Regions from separate parts of the Homo sapiens genome. Here region 1 is linked to region 2. A link is an interaction called in ENCODE POLR2A ChIA-PET data of the cell type or tissue named here. Cell type or tissue: GM12878. All regions are shown on one strand.

Region 1 (4,000 bases), 82 kb before region 2:
TAATAGTGTTGCTATTCACAGAGTACCTTCATATTTTCTAGGATCTGAAATACATCTTAAATTGCTACCAAGGCCGGGCATGGTGACTGGCTCATACCTGTAATCTCAGCACTTGAGGAGGCTGAGGCAGGCAGATCGCCTGAGCTGAGGAGTTCGAGACCAGCCTGCGCAACATGGCGAAACCCTATATCTACAAAAAAGAATACAAAAATTGGCACACACCTGTGGTCCCAGCTACTTGAGAGGCTGCGGTGGGGAGAATCACTTGAGCCTAGGAGGCAGAGGCTACAATCAGCCAAAATCGCCTCGCTGCATTGCAGTCTGGGTGACAGAGTGAGACCCTGTCTCAAAAACCAAAACAAAATTATAAAATTGTTACCAAAATGCTTCACACTATAGATTACCAACTATAGTTCTCAAAAAGCAATTAATGTTCAACCAAAATTGACAATATAGGAGAAATGGAAAGGGGAAAAAAAAAAAAAAAGGAAATGCTGAACTGTTTATGAAAAGCTGGGTTTTAACAGCACATGAAGCAGAAACTGAAAAGTCTTGGATTTGAATTTCTGACCAACAAGTCTTCCTTACAAAGATTTTAATTTCAGAAATAATTTTGGAAACCTACTGATACAGGAGTTAAGTACAGCTGGCTCTCTGTATCCATGGGTTCCATATCTGCAGATTCAACCAACTGCAAATCAAAATTATTTGAAGAAAAAATTAAAAATAAGAATACAACAATAAAAAATACAAACAAGAAACAATATGATGTAACAACTGCATACACAGCATTTCCATTGTATTAGGTATTATGAGTAATCTAGGGATGACTTAAAGTATACGGGAAGATGTGTGTAGGTTAGATGGAAACACTAGGGACTTGAGCATGGTGGGGTGGTATCCTGGAACCAGCCCCCTATGGCTATCAAGGGACAACTGTATCGTATTGCTTAGTAAGTAATGGTTTTATAAAATATTCTTGATATAAACTTAAGTGAAAGTATAATAAATAATGTCAAATGAATTTTGCAATACAAATAACTGGCTTGATGCTACAGGAAAGCAAATTGTGTGCTGGAACAACTACTTGTTAGTGTTTATCTTTAGAAGTGGGAAGCCCTGGTGAGTACCTAAAATATTATTTATTTTTTAAGAGAACAATCACATCTTCAACTCAGCCCTTTAAAAGATTCCAAAGACTGCTGTATCATGGCTGAAGCATTTTAATTTCTGGAAAGATTGTAAGAATAATATTTAAACTTACTTGTGTTAGCTCTTCAGAGAAAATGAAAACATCAAATCTACGGCTATATATTCCATTAACCAGCTTAAGGTAATCACCTCTAAAACAGTGGATTCTACTTCTCACACATAACACACACAGAGAAATAAAAAATGGAAGCTACCAATGGTGGGAGCCAGGTTTCTCACTAGCAGACAAACAAGTGACCCTGTAAACATACTATAAAAACAAAATGGTTATAAAATACTTTGCCAAAACTCACCACAGAGATTATCGACAGAAACAATAATGTTGGCCAGGTGCGGAGGCTCACACCTGTAATCCCAGCACTTTGGGAGGCTGAGGTTGGCGGATCACTTGAGGCCAGAAGTTCAAGACCAGCCTGGCCAACATGGTGAAACCCCGTCTCTACTGAAAATATGAAAATTAGCCGGATGTGGTTGGTGCATGCCTGTAATCCCAGCTACTTAGGAGGTTGAGGCAGGAGAATCACTTGAACCTGGGAGGCGGAGGTTGCAGTGAGCTGAGATTGCACCACTGCACACCAGCCTGGGTGACAAAACTACACTCTGTCTCAAAAAAATAAAACAAAACAAAAAACAGCGCTGGGCACGGTGGTTCACGGCTGTAATCCCAGCACTCTGGGAGGCAGAGGCAGGCGGATCACGAGGTCAGGAGTTCGAGACCAGCCTGGCCAACATGGTGAAACCCCATTTCTACTAAAAATACAAAAATTAGCAGAGCGTGGTGGCAGGCGCCTGTAATCCCAGCTACTTGGGAGGCTGAGGCAGAAGAATCGCTTGAAACTGGAAGGCGGACGTTGCAGTGAGCCAAGATCACACCACTGCACTCCAGCCTGGGTGAAAGAGCAAAACTCCATCTTAAAAAAACAAAACAAAACAAAAAAAACCCAATAATGTCACCTACTATCAATATGAGCTTAACGAAAATTTTTATGTCAGTTGTGACTGAAAAATGTGATAACACTAAACAATAAAAATTCCTATGATAAAGAAAATGAAAAATACAAGCTTAAAAAAGGAAGTAAAACTCCCTAGAAAAAAAAGGGAGGAAAAAAACATTTACTCTTTTGAAAATGAAGCACAACTCTCTTAGTCGTACCTCTGCAATCTAGTATCATGACTGAAATGTCCTCACATCTGAATTTTCCAGGTGTCTGAAGCCTACTTCTTTATCCATCCAACTTCTTCTTTTTTTTTCTTTTTAAAAGGAAAACCTTTCTAAAATACATTAAACATTCCTGACCCTTCTTAAGCAGACCACACTGGAACCTCTTCTTGACTGTGACATCATTGAAAACACAGTTATCCTCTCAGGGCCATGAAACACATAATAAAGCTGTTTCAAATCACCCTACACAAATCGGCTAGTGTGATTTGGTTGAGTCGGCTTTTAAAGCTTTCCTGTTCCCTCCTTGACCACTAAGCTGCTACTGTCACTTCTCACTATTGTCAAATGAGCTTGTCTCTAAGAGCTCATCACCTTGTGTTTAGATTGCCATAAAACCATTCTAATTTGATAGGAAACCTAATATTGAAACTTGTTTGAACTGTATTTTTTGTTAAGTTTAAACACAAATGAAAGAAATGCATGAGCTTTAGTGCACTTAGAGCGCTTAGTGAGTGGAGTGCATGAGCTTTAATGCATGTACGAAGGTGTTCTGAAATGGTTCCATCTTATGTGTTTACTTCTTATTTCTCTCTGTGGTTCCATATAAGGAAAATTTCCAGGAAAACTGAACTCCAGATTTCAGATTCTACTAAATCTTTTTTAACATTTTCTTATTAAAAGTAAAAAACGCCCTCCTTCACACTCAGATCAAGTAAATGGTATATGATATTGTAGGCAGTAAGTATAAAAATACTTAAGTATATGGACATATTTTTCTATTAATGTTGAAACCTTTTCCTCAAATTGCTAAAACATTACAACATTTGCTTTTCTAACATTGAAATTGTTTTCAAAATTTAAGCTAACAATATTATTATGCTGTATAAAGCTGTCACAACCTACTATGATTTCACTAAAACCACACTCACAGACACACGAAAGGTACTCTCTTCATGCCAAATTACATTCATTCTAAAAGTGAATGGGCAGGTAATTACAAGGTGAGACTCCAACCATTAGATTAACTCACAGACCTAATTCCCAAAGGAGATATATATACATATACTGGATCAGAAAGAAATTCTTATTTAAAAATTAGGCCATGCTGATTCATCTTTAATTCCCTATTTTTATTTCATCTACTTTCAACTGATTTGGGAAATTATTTCATTTTTTTACTCTAAAGCCTTTAAAGGGCCTTTTTTTATTTACCAAATCACAGTAATTCATAAACCACAGGTCATGTACCAAATCACTAATAGTTAACTAAAAGCTACTCATTTGATATTTACTCCACACTCATACTAGGGTTGTTGTATTTTAGGAAAAGAATAACATGAATTTTACCATAAACCTTAATTATACACATTGACAGTATTACAATTTTAATCCATTTATAATTACCACTTACTACCAAAGGGGAACAAGAGAAATAGGAATGAGGTAAGTTAAGGAACTACAAATTAATATGCTTCTTATTTTTATGTGACTTAGATATATTAACAGCAGGACCAACTTTGGGGCTCTAAACTTAAAAAAACAAAAAAGCAATGAAATCTTGAAAGTACTCCTGACAAAACAATACCTCCAGAAAGAACATCCACATTAAAACAGGAACAAAACAAG
Region 2 (4,000 bases):
GCCTTGCAGAAGGACTGTGCGTTGGGTGCCCGTCATTTGTTCCTCAGCACCATTCCCTTCCCTAACAGACTGCTTCCATGGGCTTCAGCAGCCTCTAACTTTTGAACAAGGCACAGGCAGGAAATTGGGGTAGGAGGGACAGAGGGCATTCTCCCAGCCAGAAGACCAGAGGTGGCTAAGTTCTAGGCAGCGCAGCTGCGGCTAACCCCAGGGCACTTCACTACCCTTGCTGGTTTCCTTAAAGTCTGCTCACATCTTTAAGAATAGTCCCTTTATTATAGATTTGAGTGTACTCCCTGCTTCCTGCTGGGAACTCACACAGCTCATTACACAGGTAGTGAACTAACTTAAAATGGTTCGTCACACGCAATAATGGGGGTATTGAATGTAAATGTCTGGTATTGATCTGTGAGTTGGAGAAGGTTGGGCTGTGTGTATGTGAGGCCAGGTCTCTCCTGGCTCTAGTTGGTAGACTTGAATCTTTTCCCGTTAGCCTCCTTTTCTTCTACTTCCTGCCCGGTGAGGAATTCTCCACATAGTAAAATTTCCAGGTAGTGAAATGTCCACTGTAAATGCTCTGGATTTGTAGCGAGTGACTCAGGGGCAAGGCAGAATTTATTCTGGAGCCAGCAGTGCCTGCTTCATGCCCCGTGTCCACTGGGGGCAGGGGAGGTGCCAGTGGTAGTTCCCAGGGTCCAGCAGTGGCAGCAGTGGCACCCTTACCAGATTGTGCGGGATCTAGCAAAGATTTAACTTAGAACCTGTGCCATTCTCTAAAAGAGATAATTTGTGAAGTGTATGTGGTGATTATCATAGCAAACCCTGGCCAAAGCAGAAAAACAAGAACATTCATGAAAACTCCCAGGTCTGAGGCAGCTCTGTTCTGATTTCCAGATCATACTAGGAATGATCTCCCTCTCTTCAAGGTAGTGGACAGTTAATGCCACAGCCCTATGTTCTGATCAGAACCTATCTTTTGTGTTTGCAGTAGATTGTTAAAAATGGTTCATGTATTTTCAGGGTTCTCCAAAGAAACAGAACTAATAGTGTGTATATATACACTACTTTATACAAACACAGACACAGACACATGCTTTTTAATATATATACACACACTGTTATATATATATATATATACACACATACACTATTATATATGTATATGTTTGTGTATGTGTATACACATATGCAGAGCAAGAGAGAGAACATGAGAGAGAAAGAGAGAGAGGTTTATTTTAATGAATTGGCTCCCATGATTGAGGGGCCTGGTAAGTCTAAAGCCTGGATGACTGCTCAATAGGCTGGCAATTCAATAGAGCTGATGTAGTCTTGAGTCCAAAATCTGTGCGACAGGCCAGCATGCTGGAAACCCAGGCAGAAACTCCACTGCTTCTTTGTTGCAGACTTGAGGTAGAATGGCTTCTTTTTCAGGAAATCTGTGTTTTTGCTCTTAAAGCCTTCAACTGATTGGATGAGGTCCACCCACATTATTGAGGGAAATTTGCTTCAATTAAAGTCAATTGATTATAAATATTAATCGCATCCACAAATACCTTCACCCCAACATCTAGACTTGTGTTTGACCACACCTGGGCCCCACAGCCTAGCCAAGAGAGCACATCAGGTTAACCATCCCAGCCCCAGTGGATCATTTCTCCTAGGTCCATGTCCTTCATGATGTGATCTTGCTTGCCCCTCCCAACAAAGGCTGAAGTTGATCTCTGTGTTCTCTTGAATCTAGTCTGCACTTGTTACTTGCTTTGGCCTGTTGTAGAATGCAGCAGAATTGACACTCTGAGATGAAGGAGCCTTTTAAGAAGACTTTGTTTTCAGTCAGAGGGAAACACATGTGCCATGGCAAGAAGAGACAGGCCATGGAGAAGAACATAGACCCTGCATGGAGCAGAGAGGAGTGGTTCTCACTAAGCCCTGCCAGAATTCCTGATCCTCAGAATGAAGTGCAAAGAAAATGGGTGTTGCTTTAAACCACTAAGGCTGGGGGTGGTTTATTATACAGCAATGGAAAACTGAAATGCTATTGCATTCCGTTTTAGTTGACACACTGGGCGACAGGGTTGGAGCCCATGAATTCACAAATACTGAACAAATATTTTTATAATAAATACTTTGTGCATCATTGCTTATTGGAAGGCGCTCACCCTTGGATCTGAGTTTGGACCTTGACCCTGTGGGTAATCTTTCTAAATGTCAGTTTCCAAATGGTGGAAAAAAACAGAATATCATGAGTATCAAAGGAGATAATGAATATAAAGCATGTGGGACATGTGAGTACCCGACAGATGGTGGCTATTAGTTTACTTTTATTACTGCAAAGAGGGCAGGGTCCTTGCTTTCAATACGACCACAATTTAGTAAGGAAGTATAATTAATTATTGGGCTGAATATGATAATTAAAAATCTAACCATAACACAGAGGATTGGAGAGGGAGAGAGGCATTCCTTCCAGGGAGTGGCTTCCTAAAGGAGGTGGCATTTGAACCAGGACTAGAAAAAGATTTTAGCAAGCTAGCATTCTAAATGACAGGCAGTCATAAATGGCAGCAAATCCTTTTTTTTTTTTTTTATTGAGACGGAATTTCACTGTTCTGCTCAAGCTGGAGTGAAGTGATGTGATCTTGGCTCACTGCAACCTCTGCCTCCTGGGTTCAAGGGATTCTCTTGCCTCAGCCTCCCGAGTAGCTGGGACTGCAGGCGCATGCCACCATGTACAGCTAATTTTTGTATTTTTAGTAGAGATGGGGTTTCACCATGTTGGCTAGGCTGGTCTTGAACTCCCGACCTCAAGCGATCCGCCTGGCAAAGTGCTGGGATTACAGGCATGAGCCACCGCACCTGGTCTGGCAGCAATTCTTGTACTTGAGGTTTTCTGTGTTATCCGATTTTATTCCTTGTTTGTCTCTGCAGCCTTTTCTTCTTAAAGTACAATACACACACAGATCAGAGCCGAGCAATACAAGTGGGAGGTGGCCAAGGGAAGGCAAAGTGCTCCCATATGGCCTCCCCCGAGGCTGGGCCTGTGGTGAGCAGGGGGCTCAGGATCTGTCCTGCATTTGCCCCAAAGTTTGCAGCCCCCAGTACCATTGGTCTGAGTGTTAACAGGGATTCACCATCTTGGATTTCAGAGCCACTAGGAGGGCTGGGCTCTAGCCAGATGCACCCAGCATTTTGCCTTCATAAATCCTTCTGGATCAGGCAGCATCTTGGATTAGATATAATCCAGCAGGGGTGGCAGTGGACGTGTCAGGCAGGGGCCTTGGCAATGGAATCTTCAGCCCTTCCTGAGTTACCCTTTCAATCTCCAGCTCCATTACAGTTTTTGTGACTTTGTTTAGTTACTTCACTTCTCTGTGCCCACTTTCCTTCTCTGTAAAATGAAGATAATTACACCTCTTTTCTAGGCCGCTGTGAGGAAGAGATGTAATACCATGTGGGGAGCGTCAAGCCCCATGCCTGGCATGCTGTGGGCCCTCAGCGTGTGCTCTTTCCTTTTCTCTTCCCCTCCCACCATCACTGCTTGGCTTCACTTCAAGCAATGCCTCTGCCCCTTGGCTTTCTCAGAAGTGCTGACTCCTTGGCTGCGGCTCACTCTTAGCAGCCTCTGTTGGTGGGAGGAGTGTGGGCCTCATAGTATGTGAAAAGATGGCAGGCTTTGAGGAAGAAGGACCTGAGTTCAAATCTTTTTTTCTTTTTAGAGACCGGGTCTTGCTCTGTAGCCTAGGCTGGAGTGTAGTGGTGAGATTATAGCTCACTGTATCCTTGAACTCCTGGGCTCAAGCCATCCTCTTGCTTCAGCCTTCTGAGTAACTGGGACTACAGGTGCATCCCACTAAGCTAATTTTTAATTTTTTTTGTAGAGATATGGGTCTCACTATGTTGCCTAGACTGGCCTCAAATTCCTGGCTTCAAGTGATCCTCCTGCCTTGCCCTCCCAAAGTGTTAGGATTACAGGTGTGAGCCACTGTGCCTGGTTCTGAGTTCA

The links. ChIA-PET counts read pairs that join two places held together with the same protein. Peaks named below come from ENCODE experiments on the same cell type or tissue, not always from the same donor. Only the 100,000 strongest peaks of a DNase experiment are listed, where the experiment ranks them.
Region 1: POLR2A ChIA-PET joins it to region 2 with 5 read pairs; 2 of 35 experiments call an interaction of 5 or more read pairs at or near these places.

What each region holds. Positions count from the first base shown.
Region 1 is chr1:55,206,810-55,210,809 of GRCh38, forward strand. All of the region lies in intron 1 of USP24 (ubiquitin specific peptidase 24), which reads right to left. Among named protein-coding and RNA genes, the nearest start is that of USP24, 6.6 kb to the right of the region's middle. In GM12878, no CTCF peak of the experiment used is centred here; no DNase peak of the experiment used is centred here; H3K4me3 peaks cover 1,361 bases; H3K27ac peaks cover 707 bases.
Region 2 is chr1:55,289,192-55,293,191 of GRCh38, forward strand. No RefSeq gene overlaps it. Among named protein-coding and RNA genes, the nearest start is that of MIR4422, 66 kb to the left of the region's middle. In GM12878, no CTCF peak of the experiment used is centred here; no DNase peak of the experiment used is centred here.